3 separate regions of the Mus musculus genome follow, and regions 2 and 3 are each linked to region 1. Evidence: chromatin loops called from intact Hi-C (ENCODE). Cell type or tissue: heart. All regions are shown on one strand.

What was found. Peaks named below come from ENCODE experiments on the same cell type or tissue, not always from the same donor. Only the 100,000 strongest peaks of a DNase experiment are listed, where the experiment ranks them.
Region 2: it touches region 1 in a loop (8-fold over the local background); 2 of 42 quality-filtered maps call a loop at or near these places.
Region 3: a loop joins it to region 1, with 14 times the contacts of the local background. A loop is called at or near these places in 16 of 42 quality-filtered maps.

The regions. Positions count from the first base shown.
Region 1 is chr8:119,380,051-119,388,050 of GRCm38, reverse strand. It overlaps Gm45723 (a long non-coding RNA gene), which reads right to left and starts at 3,662. Exons shown (of 2, transcript XR_001778762.1): 1 at 3,372-3,662; 2 at 1,659-1,909. In heart, CTCF peaks have their summits at 3,295 (motif pointing right) and 7,239 (motif pointing left); a DNase peak (open chromatin) is centred at 3,360.
Region 2 is chr8:119,068,849-119,076,848 of GRCm38, reverse strand. The region is part of intron 6 of Cdh13 (cadherin 13); the gene reads right to left. Among named protein-coding and RNA genes, the nearest start is that of Gm31893, 15 kb to the right of the region's middle. In heart, no CTCF peak of the experiment used is centred here; a DNase peak (open chromatin) is centred at 4,358.
Region 3 is chr8:119,221,283-119,229,282 of GRCm38, reverse strand. All of the region lies in intron 8 of Cdh13 (cadherin 13), which reads right to left. Among named protein-coding and RNA genes, the nearest start is that of Hsbp1, 120 kb to the left of the region's middle. In heart, a CTCF peak has its summit at 4,554 (motif pointing left); no DNase peak of the experiment used is centred here.

The DNA.
Region 1 (8,000 bases):
TGGTGGTAAAGAACCTGCCCAGTGTGTCAGAGGCTCTGGGTTCAATTTCCAGTATAGGAATGAAACACAACAATGTGAGTGTCTTAGGGTCCCATTGCTGTGAAGAGGGCATCAGATTCCATTACAGATGGCTGTTAGCCACCATGTGGTTGCTGGGAATTGAACTCAGGACCTCTGGAAGAGCACTTGGTGCTCTTAACTGCTGCACCATCTCTCCAGCCCCCGAGGCAACTCTTATAAAGGAAAACATTTAGCTGGGGCTGGCTTACAGGTTCAGAGGTTCAGTCTATCATCACCATGGAGGGGAGGTATGACAGCAGGCAGGCAGGCAGGCATGCTGGAGAAGGAGCTGAGGGTTCTACATCTGGATCTGCAGGCAGTAGGAAGAGACGGTGATATACTGCCCAGGCTCGAGCAGCTAAGACCTCCAAACTCCCCATCCCCCATAACACACTTCCTCCAAAAAGACCACACCTTCTAATGGCCATTTTTTATTCAAACCACCATGGTAGTAAAAGTACAGTGATTAGAACTGCGAGCCAACAGCTGGAGAACACAGTTGAAAGCTCAGAGAGAGACCCAGCAACATGGGGTAGTGTGAAACAATGTGTTGTTGAAAAAAGCCTTAAATAAACCACTGGCTTTGCTGAAGTGACCCCAGAGGCCGGAAGAAGGTGCCAGATCCTCCGGAACTAGGGTTAGAATGGTTGTGAGCTGGCTGGATGTGGGTGCTGGGAACTGCATTTGGGTCCTCTACAAAAGCACCAAGTGTTCTTAGCTACACTGAGCCATCTTCCCGGCCTCCCAGCTTCCTTATCTTAATAGGCAACCGCATAACCAACTGCTTCTGGCAGAAAAAGGACTAAGATCCTGGAGCTGTGGCTCAGAGGCGAAGAGCACTGACTGTGGATCCAGAGGACCCTGGTTCAAATCCCAGCTACTGCTTAAAGCCTCACAGTTGTTAAAAACTGTAGCTTTGCAGCTTGGGCTGGTGAGATGGCTCAGCAGGTAAGAACACCGACTGCTCTTCTGAAGGCCCTGAGTTCAAATTCCAGCAACCACATGGTGGCTCACAAGCACCCATAATGAGATCTGAAGCCCTCTTCTGGAGCATCTGAAGACAGCAACAGTGTACTTGTGTATAATAATAAATTGGGCTGGAGCGAGCAAGGACGGTTGACCAGAGTGAGCAGAGGTCCTAAATTCAATTCCCAACAACCAGATGAAGGCACACAACTATCTGTACAGCTATAGTGTGCACTCATATACATAAAATGAATAAATAAATCTTTAAAAAAAGAAAAGAAAAAGGACTAAGAAGACCTTTTGCCACCAGTAACTTTTCCTTTGATTTTCAAAACATCCAACAACTTTCAAAAGCAGCCCCTCCCTGCTTCCCCCCCCTCCACCCCTGCACTCTCCTATGTAGAACCCTGAGGCAAGATGGTCTCTGCTGATGACAGCCAGCATCTTCTTTGGTTTTCTTCCTTTTCCTATACCAGCTTGTCCTTGAGCCACTGATTTCTAGAAGGAGGGTTTGTTACTGTCATTAGGAAACGGAATTCGATGTTGCTGGCAGTGTAGCCTGAGGAGACCTTACAGCCCCTGGGGTCCTTAACATCCACCATAGAGAAGAAGTTCAGATCCAGTCTTAGGGAAGCAGTTAGCAAGTTTATTGATGAAGAGGAGCACTTGAGAAGAGCCCTCTCAAAGCACGGAGGAGTAGCCCTTGAAGCAAGCCCTTTCAATGCACGAAAGTGGTTCAGCTACAGCTCTGCACGAAACTAGGGGCTGAGTTTAGATGTCAGGGAAGCTATGAGCAGGTACAATCCTGTTCCGTATCCACAGAGTTCTGTCCTTGAAGACGAGCCTCTAGGGGCAGGATGCAAGCTTGCCGCTGGAGAGGAAACTGTGGGAGAGAAAGAACACTCACTCCAAGGTTCTTGCTTCAGTGGGGTCCTGAGGAAGCTGGTGTGAAGGCCCGGGTCACTAGCCCTCACAGCATTCTTGTGAAACTTCTGAAGTTTCTCAGAAGTGGGAGGAGGAGCTATAGTTCTTTTCACTGATGGTCTAATCAGTTATGTTGAAATTTCTGGGTATGGACCACAGGGAGACAGAAATTATAACCAGGGCGGGTAGGGCCCTTAAGTAGCTATCCTGTCTCCAGTTCATGGTTACAGAAGTCTTGCACGTAATTGGAAGAAATTATCTGTGTTTCATGGGAGAAAAGGCAGAACTGGATGCCATCCTTGGACCGGACACATTAGAACAGAGATGCCTGAGACTTTCAGTGATTTAAATCGAAGTAAACATGGAGGGCTGTGTGTGAGTGAGAAACTCAACCCTGCAGGCCACACAGGAGGTGGTGTACGCCTTTAATCCCAGCACTCAGTAGGCAGAGGCAGGTAGATTTCTGAATTTGAGGTCAGAGTGGTCTACAGAGGAAGTTCCAGGATGGCCAGGGCTACAGAGTAACCCTGTCTTGAAAAAAACCAACCCCTCCTACATAAATACTTTTCCAAACAAAACTTCATTGTTAAAACAAACAGAGTTTTCTCAGCATCTGTGACATGTCTAGAACTGATTTCCTGGCATATAGAAGGTGATAAAGCCTAAGAGAAAGGACTCCACACAATAGGAAAATGGGGAAAGGAGGTGGCCAGAACATTCTTTTTTTGTTTCATTTTGTTTTTTGTTTTTTCCAGACAGGGTTTCTCTGTGTAGCCCTGGCTGTCCTGGAACTTGCTCTGTAGACCAGGCTGGCCTCAAACTTAGAAATCCACCTGCCTCTGCCTCCCAAGTGCTGGGATTAAAAGCATGCGCCACCACCGCCCAAACATTCTTAAAAGAACAAATAAGAATGGCACTTAAAAAGCATAAGAACTGGGCACCTATCTTTCAGTCTTCCCCAGGTTATACACTCTAGGCCTCCTTGAGACCTTGAAGTTGCGTGCAGTTGTGGCAGAATCGTATAGAACTGGTTGGGAGGAATGTCTGGATACTCAGATGAGGGTCTCACGACCCTCCTGCCGACCCCTCCCCCCTTCTGTGAGGAATTGTTAGTGGTCAGCAAGCCCAGTTGTGATGACCCTTTGCAAGTGGACACAGCTGGTGTCATGAAGATGGCAGCAGGGCTTAGGCGGTGACATCATGTGACACATACATCTGTTAAACGACAACAATAACAATGGTAACAATAAAACCAAAGCGCCATTCTGGCCTATTCTCACGTGTATGCGAGTTTAAGAGCTAGCTAGTAAGAGATCGTTACTTGATACTTATTTGTAGCAAAATCCGCAAGCTCCAGCAGAGGGGGCTATTGTTACATGAAAAGAAAACTCGGCCTGAAAAAGGCTATCCATGGTGCGTACCCATCCTTGATCAGGGAGTTGAAGATGCTGCTCCAGGGAAGGCTGTCACCTGGAGAGAGGGCTCCACCCTGCAGATTGCATATCTCAGATAGGTGACAAGGCCCTTGGAGAGCACATCCGGGGATTCACACACTGATGAGGTCAGAGCCCTGAAGGCCCAACCATGTCCCACAGTTCATCAGCGGGCAGCCAAGCCTCCAACCTTCCGGCCTTTGTGTTTGATATTCAAACTGAAACACTGTGTCAGACTTAGTCAAGACCCTGAGTGCTGGGCTGAACTTAGATCCTTGTCTTAGTACCTAAAAAAAAAAAAAAAAAGGAGTTTAAAGATTGTTCTAGTTTTGTTTCTGTTGCCTCGATGAAGTACAGTGACAGAAATGCTACCACTAGGTAAACACAGGGCTTATTTTTAGCTCCTGGTGCTGGTGTTCTGGTTTCAGCTCATCACAGCATCCAGGGCTTGAGACAGCTCCCCAGCATCCACAGACAGGAGCAGAGAGAGAAGTGCTTGCTTGCTTGTGCTCAGCTTGATCTCTCTAGTCAGGACACTGTACCTAGGGAATGGTGCCACCCATAGTTGCCTTGGTCTTCCTACATCAACCAACAATAAAGCTAACTAACTCCTACTTCTGACTTGCCCACAAGGCCAATCGAATATAGAGCGTCCCTCATTTAGGCTTTCTTCCCAAGTGATTCTAGCTTATATGTATAGAAACGGATGCTATGACTGCTCTATGGTATGGTAAGGCTTTTATTGTAGATATAAGGGGGAAGGGAGAGGGGGAGGAGGAAGGAGGGGGAAAGAGGGGGGAGGAGGGAGAGGGTAAGGGAGAGGGAGGGGAGAAGAGGAGGAGAGGGAGAGGAGAGGGAGAGGGGAGGGAGAGAGGGAGAGAGGAGTGGGGACCAAGGGGGAGGGAGAGAGAGCAAGTGAGCTGCAATGGACATAGCTGAAATGGCAGGGCTGTAAGGAGAATGGGTAGTTCTGGAGACCTGGAGAAAGTTTAGGGGAGGGGAGGAGGTTGCCTGGTTTTGTTCCCATCCAGGGAGTTGGAAAAACATAGAAGCACAGTAAAGCTTCATCACCAAGATCTTGTGCTCCAAGGGTCTTGCGGGGTGTGTGTGTGTGTGTGTGTGTGTGTGTGTGTGTGTATTATTTTGCACATGGCCCACCAAACCCTCTTGTTGGTTGTCTTTGTTTCTTTGTTTGTTTGTTTGGTTCGTGTCCATGGTCAGGTTTGGCACTCCTGAGGAAGCCTGGAATGGGGCCCTGTTCTTTCTTGCTAGAATGCTAGCATGGACTTTGAAAACAGTAACAGCTACTTGTGACACAGAGGGAGCCTAGGGGCCAGCATCCACTTTGGTATGGAAATAGACACCACAGGTAGCCAGTTGTTTCTTCTGTCAGTGATAAGAGAAATAGCTCCTTTTGGTAGAGGGGAAGTGGCTTCACAGGTCCCTGAGGAATACTGGCTTCTGCCTAACCACTGTGGTCCAGGGCAAGCCTATTTCTGGGTATCTGGACTGCCTCTGGAATTTGGGGAAATGGAGTTTCCTTTAGACCTGACAGTAGTCTGCTGTCGGTTAAAGGGAGCACTCAGGAGGCAGAGACTGGGCAGAGCTCAGTGAGTTTGAAGACTCACAGATATAGTTAAAAACTATAGATTGAGATACAGGGCAGCCAAGGCTATACAATAGATACCCTGTCTTAAAAACACCAAAATTAAAAATAATAAATAAATGTTTTTTAGTTTGTGTGCATGGGTATTTTGCTTATGAAATGACACAGGCAGCCTGCGTCTGCGCTCTCTCACAGAAGTGTGTCACCACCCCCTCCTGCTCTTTCCTGCAGCATGCACAAGTCTTCCTTTCCCCTCCCTGGCCATTCAGAGGGGACCTGGTCTGGCACCGGAATATCGGGAATATCACTATCCCTGTTTCCATAGAGGCACCCTCCAATGGCTGGAGTTAAGTACCAGTTGTAAGCTACCATGTGGTTCAGGTGCTGGGACTTGAACCTCGGTCCTCTGCAAGAGCAACTAGTAGTCCTAACTATTGAGCCATCTCTGCAGCTCTGTGCTGTTTAGTTCTAACCATCACCACTGACTGTTGGGAAGAGTCTTAGTGAGGAATTACCTGAATCTAGATTATCATACCTACAGGCATGCATGCCTATGAGGGATAATTTTAATTGTTCATTGAGGTAGGCAGACCCAGCCTACTGTGGGCAGCACCATCCTGTAGGCAGTACAAATAAATAGTAAAAGGGAGAGAAACCTAACTTAGAACTAGCAAGGATCCATGCATTTATTTATTCCCTCTGCTTTTAAAATTTAACTTAATTTATTTTTTCTTTTAAACAGGGTCCCTCTGATCCTGGCTGTCTTGGAACTCACTTTGTAGACCAGGCTGACCTTGAACTCACAGAAATCCACTTGCCTCTGCCTCCTGAGTGCTGGGATTGAAGGTGTGTGCACCATGCCTGGCCTTACTCTCTCTGCTTTTGTCATGACTTCCCTGCAGTGATGGGCTGTAGCCTGGAATTGTAAGCAAAATAAACCATTTCCTCCCTGGGCTGCTCTTTTGTTAGCATTTGTCATAGCAACAGACATTTGCAGATAACATGATCACACACACAAACACACACACATACGTATACATATACACACACATAATACACTGACTCAACAAAAATTGCTATGATTAACAAATACAATGAAATTTCAGTATATGAGTCAATATACAAAAAAGTGCCATTCCTTTATATAGACAGTGAACTTTCCAGAAAGGAAATTAAGAAAATAGTCCCATTTACAACTGCAACAAAAGAATAAAATTCTTAGGAATAAATTTGACTAAAGAGGTATAAATCTTGCATGATAAGAATTGGAAAATGCCGATGAAGGGCCTAGATAAACGGAGAGATGTCATGTGTATGTGGATTGGACTTAATACTGTTAAAATTCCCATAAGCCCCAAAGTGATTCACGGATCAGTGTAATCTGTACCGAAGCCCCAAAGACATTCTTTGTAGGAATAAAGGAGCCCTAAAATTTATATGGAAATAAAATACCACGAGAAGCCAAAGCAATTTTGAATAACTAAAACCAGAATTGAAAGAACTGTAATTCATTATTCCAAAATTTCACAGTTGAGGCCAGTGAGAAGGCTCAGTGGCTAAAGGCACTTGCTGTGAAAGCCTAGAGACCTGAGTTCAATACCGGGGACCCACATAAAGGTGGAAGGGGAGAAGTGATAGCTGTCCTCTGATCCCCATACGTCTCCACTGCATTTGTGCCTTCCCCATCCCATAATAAAGAGCTTCAGTAAGTATACACTACAACACGGACACTGAAAAAGACACAGCGACCAATGGAACAGCCTAGAGAAAGGCCAGACTACAGTCTCTTTAAAAAGTGAAGTTGAGGGCTAGAGAGTTAGCTCAGCGGTTAAGAGCACTGGTGGCTTTTCCAGAGGTCCTGAGTTCAATTCCCAGCAACCACATGGTGGCTCACATCTGTAATGGGATCTGATGCCCTCTTCTGGTGTGTCTGAAGAGAGTGACAGTATACTCACATACATAAAATAAATAAACAAATCTTTTTTAAAAAAGAAAGAAAAAGTGATGTTGAGAAAACTTGATATCCACACAGATGGGCCCTTATCTCACAAAAACCAATTAAAGATGGATTGAAAACTTAAGTTAGACCCAACAAAAAGACAAGGGAAACACTCTTGGCAGTGGTGTGTGTGTTTACCAAAAAAATATAGACGATAGACAAAAATAAGTAAGACTACACCACATGAATGCAGGCTTGTGAGGCTAGCTACTTGGATCATTGTGGTCGATGGTGCCCTCTTCTGGCCTCAGAAGGTACTTTGGAGCTGAAGTTAAAGTGCTCCTTAGCTGTCTTGTGGGTGCAGGGAGTTGAGCTCTGGTCCTCTGAAAGAGCAGCTAGTGCCTGTGCTTTTAACTGCTGAGCCATCTCTGGCCCCACGTGCTAGGCTTTTTGTTTTGCTTTGTTTGTTCGAGACAGGGTTTCTTTGTGTAGCCCTGGCAGTCCTGGAACTCACTCTGTAGACCAGGCTGGCCCTGAACTCATGGAGATCTGCCTGCCTCTGCCTCTTGAGTGCTGTATGTGCTGAATTTTAAACAATGCTTTCCCTGTAAGGGGCCATGTTGATTCACTCCTTGTCCTTTGCCTTTCAGTTTATGCTTAGAAAGAAAGAAAAAAATGTTATTTTTTTGAGAATCTCCATGGGGCACAAAGCTATTGTCCTGTTTTTTCTATTAACATCTCTCAGTAGCTTCACCTCTTTAGTGCATATTATTGAAGGTCCCTTTTCTGTAAGATGGTTACGGAGGAATCTTGTCTTGGTTAGGTGATCTAATCCCATTAATTAAACAACTTGCCTTTCATCCAGAGCACACAGGCAGGCGTGCGCGCGCGCGCGCGCGCGCACACACACACACAAACACACAAACACACACACACACACACACACACACACACACACACACATACTTTGGAGTTTCTTATTCTAGTCTACCACTAGCTAACTTGGGCAACCTTTCCGTGAGTCTATTCTTATTAAAAAGATAATGCACTACTGAGACTGCATATTCACTTA
Region 2 (8,000 bases), 310 kb after region 1:
TCGTTTTGGCACACTGGTGCCAACAACTTGTTTTTTTTCTTTCAGCCAGGCTCTAAATGTGTGCCTTCTCATCCCTGCTTTTATTCCTATGTGCCACCTAAACATCATAAATTCTACTGTTGAACCTACTGAAGAATGACTGGCCCAATCCCTTCACCCAGTCTAGTAAACACAAGCGAGGTATAAGAAAACTACAGCCCGCCCTTGTCCCTACCTAACCCAGCTTAAAGAATCCTTTCTGCCCATGTCTCCTCAGCTCCTTCTTCAAGCTGCCCCTACCATGCCCCCAGGAAAATGATTTGTCTGCAAGGTCTGCTATGGTGCTTCAGACTTCCACTTCTCTGTTTTAAACACATTAGCAATTCTCACCCCGTATACACAAACTCATCCCATTGGTATTTCCTGGAAACTGCTTTTCATGTAACAGTATGTTCTAGGGAAGCCACTGTGCTGCGGGGCAGGTCTTGGGGCATGGCACTGTCCTTTGCTTAGCTATGCTTTGGTGGATGAGCACAGATTGCTTGCTCCTGTTTTTGCCCCCGTTAGTGAAGCCCAGGTACACAGGTGGAAGTTCCCAGTTCTCCTTAGTGTTTTCCCGGGATTGGGCCTCCACAGCTTTTGCTGTGACAGATAACAACAAACCCAGCTTCTAAGCTGTTCCAATTTATAATCCCAACAGTCATCACGGAGGGTCACTGTTTTTCTGTGTCATGGCCAATACATGACACATCTAGGTTTAATATTTAGCAGCCCGCTAGATGAAAACCATTATGTGCAATTGTATATAAGTGCCACTTGGATTTTGAGGGTTGGTGGGATGGAAGAGCTGTTTCTGCACTGATTGGCCATACATTGTTTATTTTGTCAAATGACAGCCCCTTTTAAACTGAATTAATTTGCCTTTCTTATTACGTACAGAGGTTCTTTTTATAACGGGATGGCTAGTTCTCTATCCATAAATGTGCTGGGACTATCAACTCTAAGAAAATGCCTTGAATTTCCATCTCTTAAAAAATACTATCTGTCCTGGATTCGTTTCCATCGCTGTGATTAAAACAGTCTGACCAAAAGCAAGTCAGGGGAGGAAGCAGATTGTAATTCCAGGTTACTGTCCATCAGTGAGGGAGATATCGAGGCAAGGTCTCGAGCAGTCAACCACATCCCCTCCACAACCTAGAGCAGAGAGAAAAGGAGGCAGCCAGGCTCTCTGCTGCCTCAGTGCCCAGCGGGGTCACCTCACTCTGGCACAGTTCAGGCCTCAACCCATGGAATGCTGGCACCCACAATTAGGGTGGGTGTTCCCACCAATTCACACAATCAAGACTCCCCCCACCAACACGCTGGCATTCTTGCAGGCTGACCCTTCCTAGACAAACCTCCTTTGAGGCTCTCTGCCCAGGTGATTCTAGGCTGGGGCAGATTGTCAGAAAAAAACAAAAACCAAAGGGCATGGTGTCTTCTTTATTTCATTGCTAAGACTTCTGGCTGAACTTGATTATATCAGTCTATCAGGTTACAATCTATACGCTACCGCCTGGCATCTGTTTCTCACCAGGTGACAAGTGACAACACTTGAAATGACAAAGCCCCTGGTCCATTTTCACACTTTAGTTAACTCTACATGTCTTTGTTCCATTCTGAGAAGCTTACTGGCATGTGTGTAATTTGATCTTCTGGAAACAAAAACAAGCCCCCCCTTCCCCCCTCTCTTCCTGTCTCCTTTCTTTCTGTATGTTTCTCTCTTCCATCTCTCTCCTCTCCCCTCTTTCTTCTCTCCCTCCCTGTCTCCTCTTTGTCGCTCGCTCTCCCTCTGTGTACAGGTGCATATGCCCTGCATGCCCTGTGTGTTCTGTGTGCCCTGTGTGTCCTGTGTGTCCTGTGTGCCCTGTGTGTCCTGTGTGCCCTGTGTGCCCTGTGTGTCCTGTGTGTCCTGTGTGCATACACACATCAATGGAGACCAGTGATAGGTGTTGGAATTCTTCCTCAATTGTTTCTCTGTCTTCCCTTTTGAAACAGAGTCATTCACTGAACCTGGAGCCCTCCATGTTGGCTAGATTGGCTGTCATACCCAGCTTTTCACAGGTCCTGGGGATCTGAACCCAGGTCCTTGTGTTTGCATCACCAGTGTTTTACCTATTGAGTCATATCCTCAGCCCTACAAAGGATGCTGATACAGATTTGACACGTGTCTGTCTGTCTATCTATCTATCTATCTATCTATCTATCTATCTATCTATCTATCTTTACATCAGACACGGCCCCCTTCCTGGTTCCCCCTCACAGAGATACTCCCCTCTCCCTCCCCTTTTCCTCTGAGAGCCTCCCCCCTCCCCTCCCCCCTCAGTTATCCCTCTGCCAGGGTAGGTGCATCCTCTCTCACTAAGGCCAGACAAAGGGATATGGACACCAACCCACCCAAAAAAACTTTCAACCCAAAATCTGTCCTGTCTAAAAGAAATGCAAGAACAAAGATGGAGCAGAGATCAAAGGAAGGGCAAACCGATAATCGGCTCAACTTGAAACCTATCCCATGGGCAAACACTGATCCCTGACATTATTAGTGATACTACTCTGTTCCACTGGCAAATAGGAGCCTAGCATAACTGTTCTCTGAGAGGCTCCAGCCAGCAGCTGACTGACACAGACTCAGAGACCCAGAGCCAAACATTGGGCAGATTTGACCTTTAGCATTTACCCCCCCTAACCATCACAAGTCCCTCAACCCCTTCCACTCTCTTGTTAGACTAAGCACAAGTCAGAAGAAACTCTTCCAGCCATTTCCTGGGGCTCTGGCCTAGCGCAGCAAGACCGACGCAGAACCTTTAATTACTTAGCTTACTTCAAGATGAATGCAAATCAAAAAAGTTCCCATTCTCACCTGTTTATGAGCCTACAGCAAAATTAATTAAAGCTAATGGGGGGAGAGTAAACAAACATGCTTGAAATAAAGAAAATAGAGACTGTGAGGTGCGAGCGAAGGCTCATGAAACATGAGAGAGTTGGTTATTTAAAAGTCCCATGTTTCTGCCTGATAATTTAATCACCCTTGCTGCAGCCTCTTTCCCGTCGGGATCCAGGCTAAGAAGAAAAGAAGGTGTACTGGAAGGGTCTCAGGTCCCTTATCAACAGCATGGCCACAAACCAACGCCAAAGCAACATCACCAGATGGCGTTCCAGTGGGCTTTCTGAGTTGCTAGCTTCATTACGATGTATTATTATTTCTCTGCCTTTCTACAAACTTGTAAAATGTGCACTTTTCCCATAATTTTGCTTCATTTCCAAGAACCATAAGGGAAGGTGTACCACTTAGTATGTGAATTAGTCTGGCAGGGCTGGCAAGAGGGCGCAGCTAGGAGTGAGGATTGCTCCTCCAGAGGACCCCAAGTCCAGTTCCTGACTTTCAAGTACCACAGCCCATAACTGCCTCGAACTCCTGCCCACAGGGGATCTGGCGCCCTTTTCTGGTCTCCATGAGTACCTGTACTCACATGCCCATACTCACACATATGTATACATAGTAGTTAAAAATAAAAACAAATCTTTAAGTCAGACTGGCATAGAGGATGTGCTGTCAGACGAACAGGAAAGCCACATGGAAGATGGAGGCTCCTTTGTCCATGAGAAGATATTGGTTTGCATGAAAAACACTGCTGTTCCTAGACCCTAGCCAGAGGCAGTCCCTGGTGATGGCTCCTCCTCACTGCCCTGGTGCAGTAAAGCAGAAATTTCATCACACTTGGGCTGGGTCTGAGAAGGAAGCAGCAGATGCTGGGCCCGGGATCAGGTAATGAATGTCAGAAATAAACATTTCTTGCCATCAGGGAATTGAGTTAAGATGTCAGGAAGGAAAGACAGGACAGGATGAAGGTTTTTCTAGATGACTCAGGTATGTAAACAACCAGAAACCTAGGAATGAAATATGAATAACTGAGCCATAAGGCTACGACTGTAGTCCAACCAAAGCAAAGCCAACCAACAACCCAACCAACAAACAGCACCTCCCAGAGGCTGGGGAGATAACTTCGCTTAGGTAAGGTGCTTGCCCCACAGATAAGAGGATCTGAGGTCAGATCCCCAGCTGTGAGAATCCACGAGGAACATTTTGTGTCTGTCATACCAGGACATCTCAGGGTATAGGCTGTGACCACCCCCCTCCCCCCGAAGTTCAGGAACAATAGGTCTGTGTTTTGCGTATTGCCCTGACCAAGTCCAAACAAAGGGCATCTTAGAGGAGGATGCTTGATTCTGGCTCACAGGTTATGAACGGATGCTGTCCATTCCTGGTGGGAAGGCAATGGCTGGTGGCAGAGCAGGAGGCTGCTGGTCACATGGTGTCCACAGGGAATAAAGAAAGTCCTCACCCCCAGGGACTCACTTCCTCTGGTGTGGCTCCACCTCCCAGCACAGTGCTGCCAGCTGGGACCAAGTATTCAAACGCATGAGCCTGTGAGAGACACTTCACATTCAGGACCCCTCCCCCCATCACCAGATTTGGGGGCTCTCCATGTTGATTCACCTCTGTGCTCCCAGAACGCCATACGCTGTCTCCCCCATCTCAGTCTCTTACCTCCCTGCCCCTATGTGTATTTGGTCCTGAACATATGATTTAGTTTAAACAACCCACAGACACCTGATCTTGTGAAGGTGTCCCACCCTATTTATGTGGACATTTTTCTAGAGTAAGGAATCTGTCACTTGAATGCTGTGTCACCGGAGGGAGGAACATGGTGCCTGGAACACAGTCAATTGCACTCATGGCTTAGTGGCTGAGGGACGTGGTCTTCCTGGTCTCTACCAAGCCAGGGCTGGGTGCTGGAATACAGACCAGAAAAATGCTGAGTAATTCCAGCCCCACTGAAGACAGCAAGGGAGATAAGATCTGGAGGTAAGACTTCACCTCTCAGCCCTGAAGTCCTCACAGGATGCAAAATGCTTCTTATTTTCAGAAGTTAATTGGAGGCACCAGCAGGTCACGTCATAGAGCTCTGCCAGGTGCAGATTCAATTAATGACTTGTTTCAGGCTACTGGCGAGAACAGGGAGGTCTGTCGGCCATTGTCTAGGCCTACCCTCTCCTTCAAAGCCTGGTGGTGTGGTCTATTGGGTTCTGAGGAGGGCAAATTGCAAAGCTGGGGGCTCTTGCTGAGACAGGGGTGGTGCTGGCACCCGAAGCCTTCATGGAAAAGTCAGCTGGAAACACAGGACAACACGTGAAGCTGTGTGACAACAGGTGGGGCTATAGGAAGGTGTCGTCTGGTGTCTTTCTCTGTTGCTCTCAGCCTTATGGCCTGTGAGACAGGGTCTCACCCAACCAGAGGCTCACCATTTGGGCTCAGGGGGCCAGAGCGCTCTTGGGTTCTGCCTTTTTCTTCTCCTCACGCTGTGTTAATCAGCACATACAGCCATACTGACTTTTTTATGTGGGTGCTGGGGTTTGAACTCAGGTTCTCTGGGTTTCCCTTGCCCACTGGCCCATACCCTGGTCCCTCTAATCACTTGTTAGCTCCCGTTGCCCTCCTTGTCACATCCCATGTGGTCTAAGCTGAAGTGCACACTCACTGAGAATCTCAGCTCTGAGTCTGAGGTGCCTGGGTTCATATTTCACATGCATAAGCAGCTGTGTGTGAGATTTTGAGCACTTGGGGCACCTGCTCCCACATCGGGAAATAGATTAATAATGGCTTCTATTTCACAGGGCACTTAGGAAAAGTAAACAGCTTCAAGTATTCACAAAGAATCAATAGAACATATTTGGGTCCTTCCTATGGGTTCTTAAAACACGGTTGCTGTAGTTACAAATGTCTGAAAAATCAATGGCCTAGATGTTTAACCATAGGAAAATGGCCAAATAAATTAGGCTTGACTATTCGGCGGGCCATTATCTAGTCATTAAAGATCATCATCGTGAGGACCACGTGGAGATCTTGGATATGCATATGATATATTAACTGGAAAGTAAGCCAGGCATGGTGTGTGTGTGTGTGTGTGTGTGTGTGTGTGTGTGTGCGCACACACCTCTAATCCTAGCACAGGCAGGGATAGGATCGCCACGAGTTTGAGTCCAGCTTAGCGAGTTTAATGCTAACTAGGGCTACATAACAAGATCTCATCGTAAAACATGGAGGTAGACGCAGACGAGAAGACAGAAGAACAGCAACGTCACAGGGGCGTGACCAGGGCTGGTGTCTATGCTAGTGCTGCACAGGGTATTTTGTTGTTGTTGTTGTTTTTAATCCTTGGGGAAGAGATGGCTCATGGGTTAGGAGTGCTCTTACAGAGGACCTGAGTTTGGTTTTCAGAGCCCACACTGGGAGGCTCACAACCTCCAAGGGACGACTGCATCTTGTGTGACCTGATGCCCTCTTCTGGTCTCCGTAGGCATCTGAACTTAGGCGCACATCCCCACAGACACAGACAAGTAAGCATATATTTAAAAAAAAATCACTGAAAAGAGCTTTAAGAAGTTAAATCTGTCTGTACTGATTCTGTAGATGTGTTTGGGAAGGTGAGGTGGTATATATGTTTAAATCAATCAATCAATCAATCAATCAATCAATCTCTCTCTCTCTCTGTCCCCTTCCCTTCCTCTTCCATTCCCCCCTCTCTCCTCTCTCCTTTTCCCTTCCCCTCCCCTCTCCTTTTGCCTCTCATCCACACAAGCTATGCCCTGCAAAATGTACTCTCAAGGCTCCTCCCTTCTAACTAATATTTCTGGAAACTGTCATCTGTCACGCGTTTGTACTGAATCCTTGCAGTGGCCAAGCAGGGCCTCTTGTGCCTCATAAGATATGTGGGCTATATGATTTCCGCCCCCCCCCCAGCTCTGTGGTACACCCAAATCCCCGAGAGACTCTGAGGGACAAAGTCTCAAAGGTAAAGATGGGGAGTTTCCCATAAGCAGCTGCTCAGAAGTTGCAGTGCACACACCTTGCCTTGGAAGGCAACAAACACGGCTTAGCATTGTTTTGAACTAGAAGCCATGACTCCTGAATCACAATGTCATATGTAACCCAGCAAAAACAGCCCCCAAGTAGGGCAGGGTGATTTGGGGAGGCTAACACACCATTCGTGGATTTCCAGTTCCCACAGATGCACTCTTCGTAAAGTGTTTCCTTTTCAGTCAAGTGACTGCAGCAGAAAAGATGCACCCAGGCCTTTAATGACATCCCTCATCTGTGGGTATCCCAGAGGGCCCCAGCATTCACAGACCCACACACTCAGTTTCCCAGACCTGGCTTGCGTTACTTTGTACTGAGCGACATTTATCAAATGTACAGTGGTAAGATAACTAAAGCAACTATACGTTTACAGATCTAGTTGTTTACCTTTTATTTGTACATGTGTACCTGCACGAGCTTATGTGTGCCACATGCATGCAGGAGCCCATGGAGGCCAGAAGAGGGCGCTAGACCTCCTGGAACTGTAGTTACAAGCTGCTCTGAGTTGCCCGGTGTGGGTGCTGAGAATCAAACCTGGGTCCTCCACAGGAACAGCAAGTGCTCTTTATCCTCTTAGCCATCTCTCCAACTAAGCTGCTATCATTTTATCAAGAGCTTGGACCATGACAGTCACTGTGCTAAGTGCCTTCAATATTATCTCATGGATTTCTCTGGGTTTCTTCATGGGGTACAGAGTTATTCTCCATTTTAGACAGGGAAACCAAAGTTCAAAAAATGAAGGTGATAGCCACAAAGCTGGATTTCTTCTCATGGACTTGGGTTCAGCTAGTGCACAACTGTCTCAGTTGGGTTGAAGGCTGGTTTCTGCAGCCAAGTGAACAGAAATTATGTTCAGTGTGAGAGAATAGTAATTCTCTTTCCTGAAGCCAGCTTTGGGCATTCCCCACTGAGGAAGGCTTTAGTGTGTATCTCAGGGAAATAAGTCAATTGCCCCACTCAAAATCTATAGCTCCTTATCACCCCACCCCATATTTAGTTTCAGTGTGTGTGTGAGTGTGTATATGTGTATCTCCTCCACATGTGTGCATGCACACAGAAGCCA
Region 3 (8,000 bases), 160 kb after region 1:
GTGTCATTGTAGGGGTGGGCTTTGAGGTTTCAGATGCTTAAGCCAGATGCAGTCTGTCTGTCTGTCTCTGTCTCTGTCTCTGTCTCTGTCTCTGTCTCTCTGTCTCTCTCTGTCTCTCTGTCTCTCTCTCTCTCTCTTCCTGCTGCCATCAGATCTGGACGTAGAACTCTCAGCTGCCTCTCCGCACCATGCCTGCCTGGATGCTTCCATGCCTCCCATCATGATGATAACGAACTAAATCTCTGAACTGTAAGCCAGCCCCAGTGAAATGTTTATCCTTTGTAAGAGTTACCGTGGTCACCGTGTCTCTTCACAGCAATCGAAACCCTGACTAAGACGGGTGTCTTCCTCAATCGCTTTCCACTGTATTTTTGAACAATCTGAACCTAGAGCTCCTTTCTTCTTCCCAGGGACTTGAATTTAATACACACAGAATGGCTGCTTCCTCCCATAGAATGGTCAGTCTGCATGTTAGCCTGGAGAGCAATGCCCGGCTCACTTCCCGCCTGGAAAGCTGCAGGTCAGCAGAAAGCAAGAGCAGAGGCGGCTCAGGGTCTTGCCTGACCCTACAGAGAACGGACTGTTTAGAGTGCTGACGTTGAACTTGGAAAGCTGCCACTCTCTCATTTGAGCCTTGGCTTTGCAAAATTAAAAGATGAAGTATCAGGAATCGCTCTAATCCTTATTTATTTCCGAGGATAAAGAGGCAAGGTAAAGTCTGCGAGAAATCTAACTAGCAAACATGTTCATGACTTTGTGTTTACATAAAGGATATGGCTTCCTGGAGGAACCTAATCTCTAGCTCAGAGTTGAACGGGTAAAGACTGTGATTATTATAAATATGATAGAGTGCACTGAACGAGCCTGGCATGTCACTCAGCATATATAGTAACGGGTGTGAGTTGGAAATGTCAACTTGCCACGCCCTGGAACCACCTGAAGAGAGAGTTTTAACTGAAGAATTATCTAGGTTAGATTGGCATGTGGTCATGGATGAAGGGTATTGTCATGATTATTAACTGATGTGGGAGAACCCACCCTGAATGTGAGTGTCATCTGGGCCTTGGACGATCTAAGACTGAAAGAAGCCAGCTGAGCATGTGCAGGCAAACGGCAGCATGGCTACGCCAGTTGAGCATGCGCAGACTATCAGCGGCATGGGTATACACACTATTCTGAATGCTTGCCCGTGGACACAGTACCTTAATCTCCTGCCTTGACTTCCCCACAACAGTGGACTGTAACCTGGAATAACAGGCCAAATACATTTCTTTCCTTCCCTAAGCTGCTCTTATCAGAGCATCTGTCACAGGAATAGACACTAGGATGGGGGATTCGAATTTGTCAGCATTGATAACAAGGGCAGAGTATGCTATGTAACATATAAATTCTTCATAATAAATTGGACAGGGTGGTTCAGCCCTACCGTGACACTTCATTCTTCCCATAGTCGACTTTATAATGAGGTTATGTGCATATGCATTTTGTTTCTCTGTGTGCCCGTGGACAAAGCTTTGTTCTTAGTGATGTTTATCCAACACTCACAGACATGCTAATCCTTGCTGGATTCTAACAACAGACCCTCCATTGCCTGGGGCTAATGATGAGGACCTACATTGTGAGCTACCTGGATTTCTTCTGCCTGTAATCAGCAGCCAATGCAGGATGGTGAGACGCAAGGATTCATCTTAACAAGTATCCACAGACTGCCCATGGCATGCTGAGGGTTCTGCCAGAAACACTGCAGTAAATGAGTTGGGACCGTGTCCCTGGGCACCGCTCGCTTCATGTATTTCACACACAAGGCTATTTGCTATCTATAAATTCTGAAAAAGACTGCTCTCGACTGTCATAACTGTGGACGATTCTTATTCTAGATGTGTTTTATGTTGTATCTAATGATCATTTCGGTAAACACTGGGTCATTTATGTATTACATGTGAAAAATAATGAATCTTGACCCCTAACTCATACTATAGACAAAAGACAAAATAAAACTATGCTCCTTCGCATAAACAGCTATTATATAAAACAGAACATATAGTTATATGTATATTTTTCTAAATAAAGGCCATTTTATCTTTCAACACCCTTCGGCTTTCCCTCAGAAATGATTGACAATACATCAGAAAATATTGTGGGAGGGCTGGAAAGACAGCTGATCAGTAAAGTGACTGTCACACAAGCATGAAAATCTGAGTCAGATCACCAGCACACATGTAAAAAAGCTTGGTGGTATGTGTCTGTAATCTTAGCATGTGTGTGCATGTGTATGTATGTATGTGTGTGTGCTTGTGAATATGTGTATGTATGTATGTTTGTATGTGTGTGTATATATGTGTTGTATGTATATATGTGTATATGTGTGTGTGTGAGTGTGTATGTGTGTGTTTTGTGACAGAATGATCTTTGGGTTTTAGTAAGAGACTCTAAAATGTGTATATGTGTGTATGTATGTGTGTGTGCATGTGTGTATGTTTGTGTGTATACATGTGTATATGTGTGTGTATGTGCATGTGTGTATGTGTAAAGGTGCATGTGTGTATGTACATGTGTGCTTGTGGGTGTGTCTACATGTGTATGTGCATATGTATATGTGTTTATGTATGTTTGTATGAGTGTATGTAGGTGTATATGTATGTACGTGTGTGTATATATATTTGTGTTTATATATATGTTGTATGTATGTTATGTGTGTGCATGAGTGTGTGGGCGTATGTGTGTGTTTTATGACAGAATGATCTCTGGGTTTTAGTAAGAGACTATCTAAAAAAAAAGCAAGCACAAGTACCTGCCCCCCCCCCATGTGCATGCACCCATATACAGGCATGAATTATAACTTAGAGAAATACACATTTTTGAGCATCTGAGCCCTGTCTGGCCATTTTCCCTCCATTTGCACTGACTTATTATCAGAGAAATCCATTATGCACAGGGAAGCCAGTGAATGGAGAGAGATACTGAGAGAAAAACTAGATGGGCTTTTGTTCCAAGACAGCTTAGGAAATGTTCTGTTCCTGGCTGGCCTCCAAGCCCTGCTCCCCTTCCTATGAGCTGTTTCTGTGGCCATCATCAGTGTTGTCTTCACCTCAGCCTCCTCCTGTGGACTTCTCTGCCCTTAACAATGTGGCCACTGTGGGCACCGCCTGGTAGATGTTCACAGGACTCATCGGGTAAGGTACACCTGACGGTGGCTTGAGTCCCACAGATGTTTTCTCTTTTATCCTTGGAATCTTATTAAAGGTCATTTTCACTTTCTAAAAGGCAGACAGAATAATGAGCTCCAAGAGCCTGCCTCCCGGGTCAGTGACTAACTCATGCCTGGTAGATCATCCATGTGACCGCGCCTCCCTGCTGCACCCGCATCTCTAAAAGATGAACTTTTCTGAAGGAAACACAATTAAAATCCTTTCATGAATTCCACGAGACACTAAATTCTGGTTCTCTCCTGTACCAGTGCTTCTATGCAAGATTTAAAACACACACACACACACACACACACACACACACACACACACACACATTAACATGCCACAGAGGGTGTGTGGACATTGCAGGACAACTTTCTGGAGTCCATTCTCTCCTTCTACCATGAAAGACCGCATGTGGAACTCAGGCCATCAGTTTTGGTGGCAGGTACCTTTACCCACTGACCCATCTTGCTGCCCCTGTAACCTAGTTTATATACATGCATATTGAGGGTTATACGAACAGTTTTTTGGGTGCAAAGCAGTTATGAGCGGAAGAAGCTAAAGGAGCCGTGGTCTATGGGATTTTACCGCTGCCATCCTGCAGACACAAACTGCCAGGACTGGACAAAACTAGGTTTTGGTTTTGTTTTGTTTTGTTTTTTGTTTTTTTGGTTAGAGAAATCTCAAATAACAGTTTTCCCCCTTTACAAAACAAGATGAACACAGCATCAGAAGACCAACAGGAAACCTAAGCAGTTGGGCAGTGATTTCAAGTCATTTTCAGAGGAGCCAAGGACGCTTGAGAGGTAGACCAGATATCCCACCTGCACAGCCAGAGTTTCTCTCTAAGTAACAACCGTGGAAACTGCCCCGGGAGCCATTAATTATGCTTTGTTTGTCACAGCTCCTGCCTAAGATCTTTCTTGGAAAAAAATTTGTTGCTAAAAAAGAAATCTGAAGATCAGTGCCTCGGGCAGCAAATATTAAACAGCAAACAGTGGAAGAAAAATAAAATTAGAAAAAGGACCACAGAGCAAACACACCCTGTTCTTCCTGCCCCTCCCATCTAAAGACTACACTGGGCATCCTGTTTCCAGGGATATGAGCACCTCTTTTGGTTAAGGTATGGGGGGGGGGATCTGGAGTAGGTAGAAGGGGGCATGGAAATCTGTGAATACAACATTCATATATGGAATTCTCAATAATTTAAGTCTAATTTATTTAAATTGAAAAGTTAAATGACTCTGGAGAGATGGCTCAGTAGTTAAATACTGGCTGCTCTTGCAGGGAGCCTAGTGCCTACATGCTGGCCCACAAACATCTGTAATTCCAGGTTCAGGGGATCAGATGCCCTCTTCTGGCGTCTGTAGGTACTGCATGTACATGGTTCACAGCCATTAAACAAAACACCCAACACACATAAAAATAAGTAAAACTTAAGAAGTAAATGAAAGGAAATATACAAACAAATTTGTTCTTTTAACAAGATAAAAGAAATTGAAAAGAAATTAATTTTGAGAAGAAAGCAATTTTCTGTAGAGATCTGTGTTTGGCACCAACTTAAGTGTAGATGAAGAATGGGTATTTAAATAATTATATATATATATATATAAATTATATATGTGTGTGTGCTGCACATGCCACAGTATATGAGCAGAATTCAGAAGGCAACTTGTAGGGGTTGGTTTTCTCCTTCCATCTTATAGGACCTGGGTATTGAACCTGGGTTGTCAGGCTTAGCAGCAGGCCCCTTCAACCGCTGAGCTGCCTCACCAGTTCTCTTTCAGCAATAACAATATGGTCTTCCCCAACTACTTTGGAGTTTGGGTCATATAGTTTTTCATGGACAGGAGGAATGGACTCTGCTTGGCCTCTACCTGTGGGCAAATTTGTAACTTTCTGTGTTTCCCTTTGCTTTAGCTAAGATGTAGTGTTCAGAAAAGTAGTGTTTTGCATATTTGTGTCAACATGTGGGTGCCTGTTTGTGTGGTTGTATGTGTGTGTTTATGCACACATGTGTGCCTGTGATGGAGTATGTGCATGTGTGTCCATATATGAGTGTCTGTGATGTGCATGTGTGTGTACATATGTGGATGCCTGTTGTAGTGTGTGTCTGTGTTCATATATGGGTGCTCCACTATGTTCATAGCGGCCTTATTTGTGATAGCCAGAGGCTGGAAACAACCCCGATGTCCCACAATGGAAAAATGGATACAGAGAATGTGGTTCATTTCCACAATAAAATACTACTCAGCTATTAAGAATGAGGACATCATGAGTTCTGCAGGCAAATGGATGGAACTAGAAAATATCATCCTGAGTGAGGTAACTCAGGTCCAAAAGGACAAGCATGGTAAGTACTCACTAATAAGTGGATATTAGCCAAAATAGTACAGAATACCCTGGATACAATCCACAGAACTCAAGATGGTTAACAAGCTGAAGGGTACAAGTGAAGATGCCTCAATCCCACTTGGGAGGGAGAAGAAAGCAATATCAGGGGACAGAGGGAGGGAGGGACCTGGGTGGGAGAAGAGACAGGGAGGGGAAAAGGAAAACATGATTAGGTATTGGAGGTGGGGGGACAGGAGCGAAGCCCTGAGGGCCAGCAGAAAGAATGGAAACAGGCAACCTCAGGAGGTAGGAGGTAGGGGGCCCTCTAGAGTGTACCAGAGACTTTAGAGGTGAGAAGCTCTCAGGATTCAAAGAGAGGGACCCTAAATGAAATGCCCAACAATGGGGAGAGGGAACTTGCAGAGTCTACCTCCAGTAGAAAGATAGGGCATCAAGTGGAGAGATGGGGTTACCATCCCACAGTCAAAAACTCTGACCCAGAATCGTTCCTGTCTAAAAGAACTGCAGGGACAAAAATGGAGAAGAGCCTGAGGGAAAGGAGGTCCAGTGACTGGTCCAAATTGGGATCCAGCTCAAGGGGAGGCTCCAAGGTTTGACACTATTACTGATGCTATGATGTGCTTACAAATAGGAGTCTAGCATGGCTCCCCCCACAGACACCCCCTGGTCCTGGAGAGGCCCAACAAGCACCTGAATGAGTCAGAGGCAGATACTTACACCCAACCAATGGACAGAAGCCAGGGACCCTTGTGGTTGAATTAGGGAAAGGCTGGAAGAAGCTAAGGAGGAGGGCGATTCCATAGGAAGACTATAGTCTCAACTAGCCTGGACCCCTGACTCTGAGCCAACGACCAGGCAACGTACACAGCAAAGGATTGCCTGGTCTGACCTCAGTGAGAGAAGAGACTTGAGGCCCCAGGGAGTGGGGAGGCCTGGTGGTGGTGGGGTTAAGGAGATGGGTCCTCAGGGGGACTGCATCTATAGTCTTTAGACCTAGTGCTGTGGGTTTTTACCACCAGGTTTATTGAGATAATTTATGTACTGTAGAGTCTACCACTTAAGTCATACAGTGGAACGAATTTTCGTGATGCTCAGAGTTTTACAACTACCCAGTGTGGTGGTGGATGTCTTTAATCCCAGCCCTCAGGAGGCAGAGGCAGGTGGATCTCAGTGAGTTCAAGGCCAGTCTGGTCTACATAGAGAGTTCCAGGCTACCAAGAGAATCATAGTGAGACCTGGTCTGAAAACAACAAAACAAACCCCAAAACAAAAACCCCCTCAAACCCCAAAACAACAACAACAACAAAATCACTACCCCCAACAAAGTGAACAGCCAAAACAGATACACACCACTTCCTTAGTCAACTTTAGAACGTTCTCATCTCCTTGTAAGGAGTCTCTGCACCCATTATCCATGTCCACCATCCCCTAACTCAAATCCCTCTCCTCCAGCAGGAGCCCGTCTGCCTCCTGTCTCAGGTTTGCCTCCAATGGGCTACAGAGTGTGGCTTTGTGTGCCTGGTTTCTTGTATTTTCAGAGTGTCTGTCCCAGGTTGTCGGTCACACAGGTTCATGTTTCATCCCTTCGAATGACCAGAGGGTGCTCCATCAGACACAATGAGGTATTTTATCCACACGCAGCTGCTGGTCTCTGGTCTCTGCATCTACCTCTAAGCCACCTGTGTTCCTTCCGTGGGGTACCAGCCAGCAGAATGGTTGCATGTGTGCTGACTCCGTGCTAGAAGGGGTGTAGACCTGGGTCATTGTAGGCACACACACGGCCCCCTGCTGCACCTTCCATGTGTGTGGAGACGCATGCTCTTGGCTGCTTCCCTGAGCTGCTGTCTCAGCTTCCACAAAAGACGATTTCTGAAGCCCCCCTTTCCACGGCACGAAGGATGGGAGCCGCGGAGGGGCCTTTCAATTCTCAGTTTTTATGGGGTACTGATCGGGTTACTGCAAGCTCTGAAAGGGTACCCAGAGCCCGTGGTGCCAGTCCCCTGCTTGCACCGACAGCCATAGAAGCTAGGGAGAGAGCATCTTTAATCTCCTGAGCCAGGGGGAACCGACACACTTGGTTAGGCTCCTGATGCCAACACCCCGTACAAATAAGGACAAGAGAAACCTCTGCTCCTATTATGAGAGATTTGTACAGATTCATACCGGGAACTGATTTGCAGCTTCTAATTTGTATTTAAACCCCCCGAATGCCTCAGCCTGAAATCCATTGTCTCTGCACTGTTGCTTCCTGTTTCCACTCGCTCTCACGGGCCCAGTTGTAATTCCCACCGGCACAGCCACACACTTCTTCCTGAGTGGCTCACACACTTACTGAGAACATCCAAATCCCACGGGGAGAAGAGATGGCTGGGCATTGTCCCCTTGGGAACTGGGTACCACAACAGAAGGAGGACTGGCTGAACAATTCTCCCTCCTTTCTGGGCTCTGATCCTG